2 separate regions of the Homo sapiens genome follow, and region 2 is linked to region 1. A link is a loop called in an ENCODE intact Hi-C map of the cell type or tissue named here. Cell type or tissue: K562. All regions are shown on one strand. Each heading gives the region's core, and the rest is flanking DNA. Links, peaks and the distances in the headings are about the cores only.

Evidence for each region. Hi-C counts contacts between places; a loop is a spot of excess contacts. Peaks named below come from ENCODE experiments on the same cell type or tissue, not always from the same donor. Only the 100,000 strongest peaks of a DNase experiment are listed, where the experiment ranks them.
Region 2: a loop joins it to region 1, with 3 times the contacts of the local background. A loop is called at or near these places in 2 of 110 quality-filtered maps.

What each region holds. Positions count from the first base shown.
Region 1 is chr1:212,663,473-212,667,340 of GRCh38, reverse strand. It overlaps LINC02773 (long intergenic non-protein coding RNA 2773), which reads left to right and starts at 1,696. Exons shown (of 4, transcript NR_183483.1): 1 at 1,696-2,022; 2 at 2,654-2,754. RefSeq lists silencers at 1-76, 1,632-1,941. In K562, for the core only: a CTCF peak has its summit at 1,924 (motif pointing left); DNase peaks (open chromatin) are centred at 1,680 and 1,900; H3K4me3 peaks cover 551 bases; H3K27me3 peaks cover 829 bases.
Region 2 is chr1:213,068,534-213,072,401 of GRCh38, reverse strand. RPS6KC1 (ribosomal protein S6 kinase C1) reads right to left here. Exons shown (of 15, transcript NM_012424.6): 2 at 1,361-1,396. Among named protein-coding and RNA genes, the nearest start is that of RPS6KC1, 19 kb to the right of the region's middle. RefSeq lists an enhancer at 1,662-1,961. In K562, for the core only: a CTCF peak has its summit at 1,858; a DNase peak (open chromatin) is centred at 1,881.

The sequences.
Region 1 (3,868 bases), core at 853-3,352:
GCAATCTGTGAACAGCTTCAGCAGGGGGCCCTCTGGCAGAATTGAATAAATTGGACGGTTAAAGACCTGATTGAGGCCAGGTTTGTTGGCTCACTCCTGCAATCCCAGCGCTTTGGGAGGCCTAGGAGGGAGGATTGATTGAGCACAGGAGTTTGAGATCAGCTCCAGGCAACATGATGAGATCCCCATCTCTAAAATATAAAATAAAAATTAGCCAGGTGTGGTGGCAGGCACCTGTAGTCCCAACTACTCAGAAGACTGAGGTGGGAGGATCGCTTGAACCCCAGAGTTCGAGCCTGCTATGAGCCATGATTGTGCCACTGCACTCCAGCCTGGGCAACAGAGTGAGACCCTGTCTCAAAAATTAAAAAAATATATATATGACTGAGAGCCAGCTTGGTAAAGCCTTCAGAGCCAATGTGCCCTGCAGTCCGTCAACACACATGGAATGATTGCGCACTGGGGAACTGCAGTGCAAGACAGAGATGTGGAAGAAAGACTTGACTCTCAGAGATAGAAAAGTCAGGAAAGACACAAATAAAAACCCCAAAGAACTCCCAGACACAGACCTCTACAAACTGACTTGTTAACCTTTTGGGCCCGATCACAGCAGAAGCAAGGGCTCCACACCATACGAACCTGGGTCAAGGCTAAGGTGCCGGGGCCGGCTTCTTCTCCTCTGCTCAAGCAGGCTTTATATGGAGCACACTCTCTCCAGGACACAAAACAAGAACCATGCCCCTTCCACCCTGGCCCCCCTTACCCTCTCAGAAGGGGCTCCCTGGCCTAGCAGAGAGCAAAAGGCTACAGGTCTCACCACTGAAAGCTGGGCACCACCCGCCCCAAAGCAGAGAAGTGGAGGAGAGGACACTAGGTAGCTGCGCTAGCAGGGTTGTGCATGAAGCCAGCACCTGAGAGAAGACAGGAGGGAGGCAGAATTGAAGCCAGAGGCGGTGGTTTTTGGTGGTCACTATGGCCCACTCTAATTACTATGCACCAGGCGAGAGTCTGTGCTGGGTGCTCCTGAACATACAGATATGCAAGACACGGCCCTTGGGGGTGGGATGTCCTATAGGAGAAATTAGCCAAAAACGCAAGGCTGCCTGCATTGAATGCCAAATGATGGACACACACCATAAGTGTCAGAGGAAAAGAAATAATATTTACTGAGTACTTACTATGTGTTAAAGCACCTGTAAATGGTTTAGATGTATTTAATTTTTCCAACAGCCCATGAAGTGATTACTGGTATTATTTCCACTTTATGGATGAGAAAATTGAGGCTCAAAGAGTCTTAAAACACTTGCTTGGTGTCACACAATTTTTCATGGTAGATTCAGATTTTCAACTCAAAATTCTACCTCTCCAAGTGCGCGCGCGCGGACCCACGCACATGCATGGTTTTCTTGATGGGAGAGGATTTTGGGAAAGAGAGGTGACACCAGGCACGGGACTCTGGCTCCTACGCATAACTTATTTTTGACACATAGAGGGAACTTCGACGGCTACGTTTTCAAGCAGAGGGATGTCTTCTAACGAAGAGTTCATTTTTGATGTTTAGTTGTGCAGTCGTTAAGTCTGCGAGTTGCGATCCTGCTTCAGTTGTGCTGTGGGAGCGCAGTGGCCCAGGACTGGCTGGCCCGGCTGGGGAGGAGCCCAGGGAAAGAGGAAGGGAGGGCAGGGGAGGGGAGAAGCAGCTGTCCCCGGGCTGCCTGGGAGTCACTGGGGAGTCCTAGCCCGCCCTTGGGCCTAGGGCTCCCTGATGCGGCCTCCACTCTTCGCAGGGCCAGGGGGCGAGGAAGGAGGAGGGAGGGAAGAGGGAAGCTGGGGAGTGGGAGAGCGTCCTCCACGACCGCTTGGGTCCTCCGCGGGGCAGCCTCGGGGAGGGTGGCTGCAGGGCCCGGAGTCGCCTGGATCGCAGCGCCATCTCGTGGCTGCTGGCAGGTCTGCCTTGGGCCCTCTTGGCACAAGGCAAGGAAACAGGAGCTCTTCCCATCAGTGACAGGTGCCCGCCGGCCCGCAGTGAGTCCCAGGGGGCTTTCTCCTGCGTCAGGGAGCCAGGAGGGGAAGGGGGCATGGGTGCTGGGACCAGATTTCCCTGACTCTGTGCTCCTGGGTAAGGACTGATTGTCAAGAGTGGGCTTCCAGTTCTACCCCAGGCCCTGAGGGTCTTGTCCTTTTGCTGGGAGCCCCCACCGTTCTCCCCTACTCCCTCCTGTCTTCTCAAACGATAGCATAATGGAAGAAATCATCCTTAGAGTATGCAGGCCAGAACCCTGCCCCGTTGCGTAAGAGCTGTTGTCCCCGCGTCTCTCTGAGCCTCAACGGTTTTATCTGTTAAAGGGCATAATAACACCAGGAGAAGAATATATTGTAAAGCCTCTAGCACAGTGCCTTCAAGTAGTAGGAACTTAATCCATCCTTGAAGGCGACATCATTGTCAGTGGTTACAACAGGTCTCAATGTTGCGGAAGCTCATGCTTAGCAGATGGTAGGTGCCCTGGGAATATTGCAAACTAGTAGCGATGTCTTCTTAGCTCCAGCCCGAGAATGGGACAGTCCTAGTGCTAGATGTTTGCCTAGTTTCATAGATGATAACAATCCAGCTGGTCTTGCAAACCTAGTAAAAATAGCTGTCTATTCTACCCATCAGCCCAGGAGAATGCTCCAGTGTCACCAGTGACTCCTGCTCCCACATCTGCCTACAGGAAGCCCTCTTGGAACAAAAGCATCTCACTTCTGGGAGGCATCAAGGTAGTGAGGGGAGAGGGCAGTGGTGTGGGTTACACAGACCTGGGGCTCCCTTACCAGGTGAGGACCTGGAGCAGGCCACTAACCTCTCCAAACCCCATGTTTGTCATCTGTAAATCAGGGATATTATTATACTTCCCACCTCTTTAGGCTTGTATGGAATTGAATGAGATTATTAATGTAAAACACTTAGCACGGTGGTTTTAGTGTGCATCAGCATCACCTGAGGATTTATTAAAATATGAGTTGCTGGGCCCCACCTCAAGTTTCTCAAGCTGTAGGACCGTGGTGTGGCTCAATAATTTATTTGCACTTCTAATTTGCATCTCGGGGGATGTTGGTGCAATCTGTCCAGGAACCAGGCTTTGAGAAGGACTAATCTGGCACATACTAGATCTGCAATGAATTTTTTTATTATACTTTAAGTTTTAGGGTACACGTGCACAACGTGCAGGTTTGTTACATATGTATACATGTGCCATGTTGGTTTGTTGCACCCAGTAACTCATCATTTAACATTAGGTATATCTCCAAATGCTATCCCTCCCCCCTCCCCCCACCCCACAATAGGCCCCAGTGTGTGATGTTCCCCTTCCTGTGTCCACGTGTTCTCATTGTTCAATTCCCACCTATGAGTGAGAACATGCGGTGTTTGGTTTTTTGTCCTTGCGATAGTTTGCTGAGAATGATGGTTTCCAGCTTCATCCATGTCCCTACAAAGGACATGAACTCATCATTTTTTTATGGCTGCATAGTATTCCATGGTGTATATGTGCCACATTTTCTTAATCCATTCTGTTATTGTTGGACATTTGGGTTGGTTCCAAGTCTTTGCTATTGTGAATAGTGCCGCAATAAACATACGTGTGCATGTGTCTTTATAGCAGCATGATTTATAATCCTTTGGGTATATACCCAGTAATGGGATGGCTGGGTCAAATGGTATTTCTAGTTCTAGATCCCTGAGGAATTGCCACACTGACTTCCACGATGGTTGAACTAGTTTACAGTCCCACCAACAGTGTAAGTGTTCCTATTTCTCCACATCCTCTCCAGCACCTGTTGTTTCCTGACTTTTTAATGATCGCCATTCTAACTGGTGTGAGATGGTATCTCA
Region 2 (3,868 bases), core at 419-2,918, 410 kb before region 1:
TAATTTTTGTATAAAAATATATCTGTTTTAAATCATAGGACAAAAACAACTATGAAATCAGACATAGCCAGAAATGATAATGTATAAAATTTAAATATTATCTAAACCTGGGGCCATACACTCATATCAACCAGTACCAAACAGTCACCTTAAATGTATGAATCAAGCCAGGTATTTTCTGTAGAGTAGTGGGACCCGTGGCTAAACAGAAACAACCTACCACCCAAAGACATTCATATTTAATTGTGGAAAAAAAAAAAACAATACTGTTGCAGAATCAGGACTGTAAACTTAAAGTATCTGTTTTAAACACATTAGGGAGGCGGAAAAAATCCTGATATATGTCCTTCTAGTCTTAGTGAAATTGAGCAGGGACTAAAATGAAAATAAATCAAGAAACATTCAAAGCAGCAAGCTCCTCAGTAAGGATTCCTAAAGATACACAACAAGCACAAAGTAAATACAAATAGAGAATTCCACAATTTTAAGCAAAACATAACAGGCTGGTACCATTATAGAAAGAAGGAAAAAAAATGAAAAAATGCACAGAAGAATCTGCAAAAGAACTTACTAACTTAAAGTTTAAAAAAAAAGAAATATCTATGCCTAAAGCAGTTTTCCAAGATGTCAACATGTCAATTCAATCTAAAAGTGAAAGTAGGCAGAGACCCATAATTTACTGTTAGAATCTTTAAAATAAATATTAGTTACCAAATACTTTTTATTACACAGGCATTATGATCTTGAAATGGGTAAATAGGGGCCCTTAAGTGATACTGAAATCTTGTAAACACTAGTTACCAGAACAATGATCACTTAGTAAACAGCACCATAATTCATTAAATTCTTATTTATATAACTTAACACCTACTAAAACTTAACAATTACTTAGTAGGTCTCAAATAGGACACTTCAGCTACTGTTTTGTGAAATGAAGACAATCTTCACGCAAACATATAAAGACTGATGTACAGGCCAGGCACAGTGGCTCACGTCTGTAATCCCAGCACTTTGGGAGGCTGAGGCAGGTGGATCACCTGAGGTCAGGAATTCGAGACCAGCCTGGCCAACGTGGTAAAACCCCATCTCTACTAAAAATACAAAAATAGCTGAGTGTGGTGGCAGATGCCTGTAATTCCAGCTACTCGGGAGGCAGAGGCAGGAGAATCACTTGAACCCAGGAGGCAGAGGTTGCAGTGAGCCGAGATTGCGCCACTGCACTCCAGCCTGAGCAACAGGAGCGAAACTCCGTCTCAAAAAAAAGAGGTTGATGTACAAATGATTCAGGCAATTTCCTCAAAAAAGCATTTAGTTAAATTTTTATCAAATACATAAAATAAAATCTTCATATAAATGTTACCTCCTGGACATCCTCTGGATTTCTTCGTGAAACAACCTAAAACAAAACATACATAGAAATCTCTAATCATTATCAAAATTTAAGATTTCATATTTGTATAATTAACTTCCAATAGTATTTGTATGAAAAATTCAATTTGCTTAAAAAAATAAACACTATATCATTTATCCAAAACTCAGCTATATAATAACTTCACTATCTGAAATTCATACTGTTAAATCAAGTTTAACCTAAAGTTACCTCCCTTAGGCTACATATTTTAAGTTTGGCCTAAAAGTTTCTCTGTACATAATGAAAGAGAAATAGATATGTAAATAGATGTGTAAAGACTGTAACCTACTCTGGCGCCAATCACCAAGTTTTGGCCAAAGAGAGCCAACTGTTCAAACAGTGTTCAAATAAGGCAAATGCTTAGTTGGAACCAATACAGCTGTTTCAGTTTCCTTTTCTGTACATCACTTTCCTTTTTCTGTCCATAAATCTTCCACCACATGGTTGCGCTGGAGTCTCTCTGGACCTACACTGGCTGAGGAGGCTGACCAATTTGTGAATCATTCTTTGCTCAATTAAACTCTGTTAAATTTAATTTGGCTAAAAATGTTATTTTAACAATACTAAAAATTAAGCAAAAAAACAGCTAAAAGTAAGTCCACATGCTAAAGTTCATATATTCACTACATTCTTAAGAAAAAGCATCTGGCCTTTACTCTTACTTAATTAACATAATTCTAACAAGTTTGTTCACATCTCCCCTTCCCAGCAAGCCTATATACAAATTAGAAGCATAAAAAGCAGCTGCACTTAGGCAAAGTGTACAAGGGATCTCCCTACATTATTTCTTACAACTGTATATGAATCTACAATTAGCACAATAAAACTTTCAATTAAAAAAAAGCAGCTACAATGCTCGGACACAACATGTGAGAAGTATGAGAAGTAATCACTGGCTACCTATGATGAAGAAAACAAAAGTAATATAAATTATTTACAAACATTCAGGGACAAATAATCCTTCTATCAATACTCCCTAAGCAAAGAGGAAAAGGAGAGATTCCTTCAGACTTCCCTGATGACAAAGGCCAAAAAGTCTAACACCAGGTAAAAAGATTTTTTTCACAAAACTTTTGAAAAGGCTAGGTGTTTAAATCATCAAACAGCATCCTAAATTAGGAAAATCTCACATTAGATTACATAATACGGTACCATCCATGTAAGTGTCAAATTAACGGTTTTGAAGCTACAATGGTGTATTTTGCAAAAATAAACAAAAAGATAAATCAGGCTGTTCTGCCTATGGAGTAGCCATTCTTTATTCCCTTACTTTCTTAATAAACTTGCTTTCACTTTAAAAAAAATTTTAAAAAAAGATAAATCAAACACACATTAAAATGGTTGCCTAGGAGTGTGAGGAAGAAAAGGGTCTTTGATATCTAATGACAATACACCATGAACTAGGGATTATAATCCATTCAGCAACACCCCTAAAGTCCAAAATAAGAACAAAAAATAGAGGATGTAAAGTCAGACAAACCTTGGTTCAAATTACAGTTCCTCTTACAGGTTTGATCTCATCGATAAAACGGAGATAATACTAACTGCCTGGCCTGGCTGTTGTGAACAACAAATAAGGACACAGCAAGAACTCTATAATTTAAAAGTTTCCTGTCCCCTACCAGACAGGTTAACCATTGTAAAAGGTCCCACCTAAGAATTCCAGAGAACAAATATCTTGCACTCTATTCTCCAACTTTCAGAATATATAAACTTGGTGAAATCTTGTAGTAATTGTCATTAATTTATACTACAGTGCTATGCAATAGAACTTTCTGTGATAACGGAAAAAAAGGTTCTCTATTTGCAGTGTTCAACACAGCCACCACTAGCCACATGTGTGTGGCTACTGAGCCACTGAAATATGGCTACTTTGAGAAACTACATTAATTTTATTTCATTTAAATTAATTCAAAAAAATTTTTGTATTAAAGAGACAGGGTCTCACTCTGTCACCTAGGCTAGAGTGCCATGGCATGATCATAGCTCACTGCAGCCTCAAACTCCTGGACTCAACTGATCCTCCCACCTCAGCCTCTTGTGTAGCTGGAACTATAGGCACACCACAGTCGGCATACACACACACACACACACACACACACACACACACACACACATATATACACTTTTTTTTTTTTTTGGTAGAGATGGGGGTCTCCCTATGTTGCCCAGGCTGCTCTCAAATTCCTGGGATCAAGCAATCCTCCCGCCTCAGCCTCCCACAGTGCTAGGATTATAAGTGAGAACCACTGTAAGCCTTAATTTAAATTTAAATCAAAATAGCTACATGTGGTTAATGGCTACCAAATTAGACAACACAGATTCAGTATAAGAGACTATAACAGGTAACTAACAACTATACATTATTCAAATCTTTGATTTTAGCTATTACTTTCAAATACCAGCCTGTCCCCTCACACACCTTTCCAAAAGTATAGTATTTCACATAGTATGACT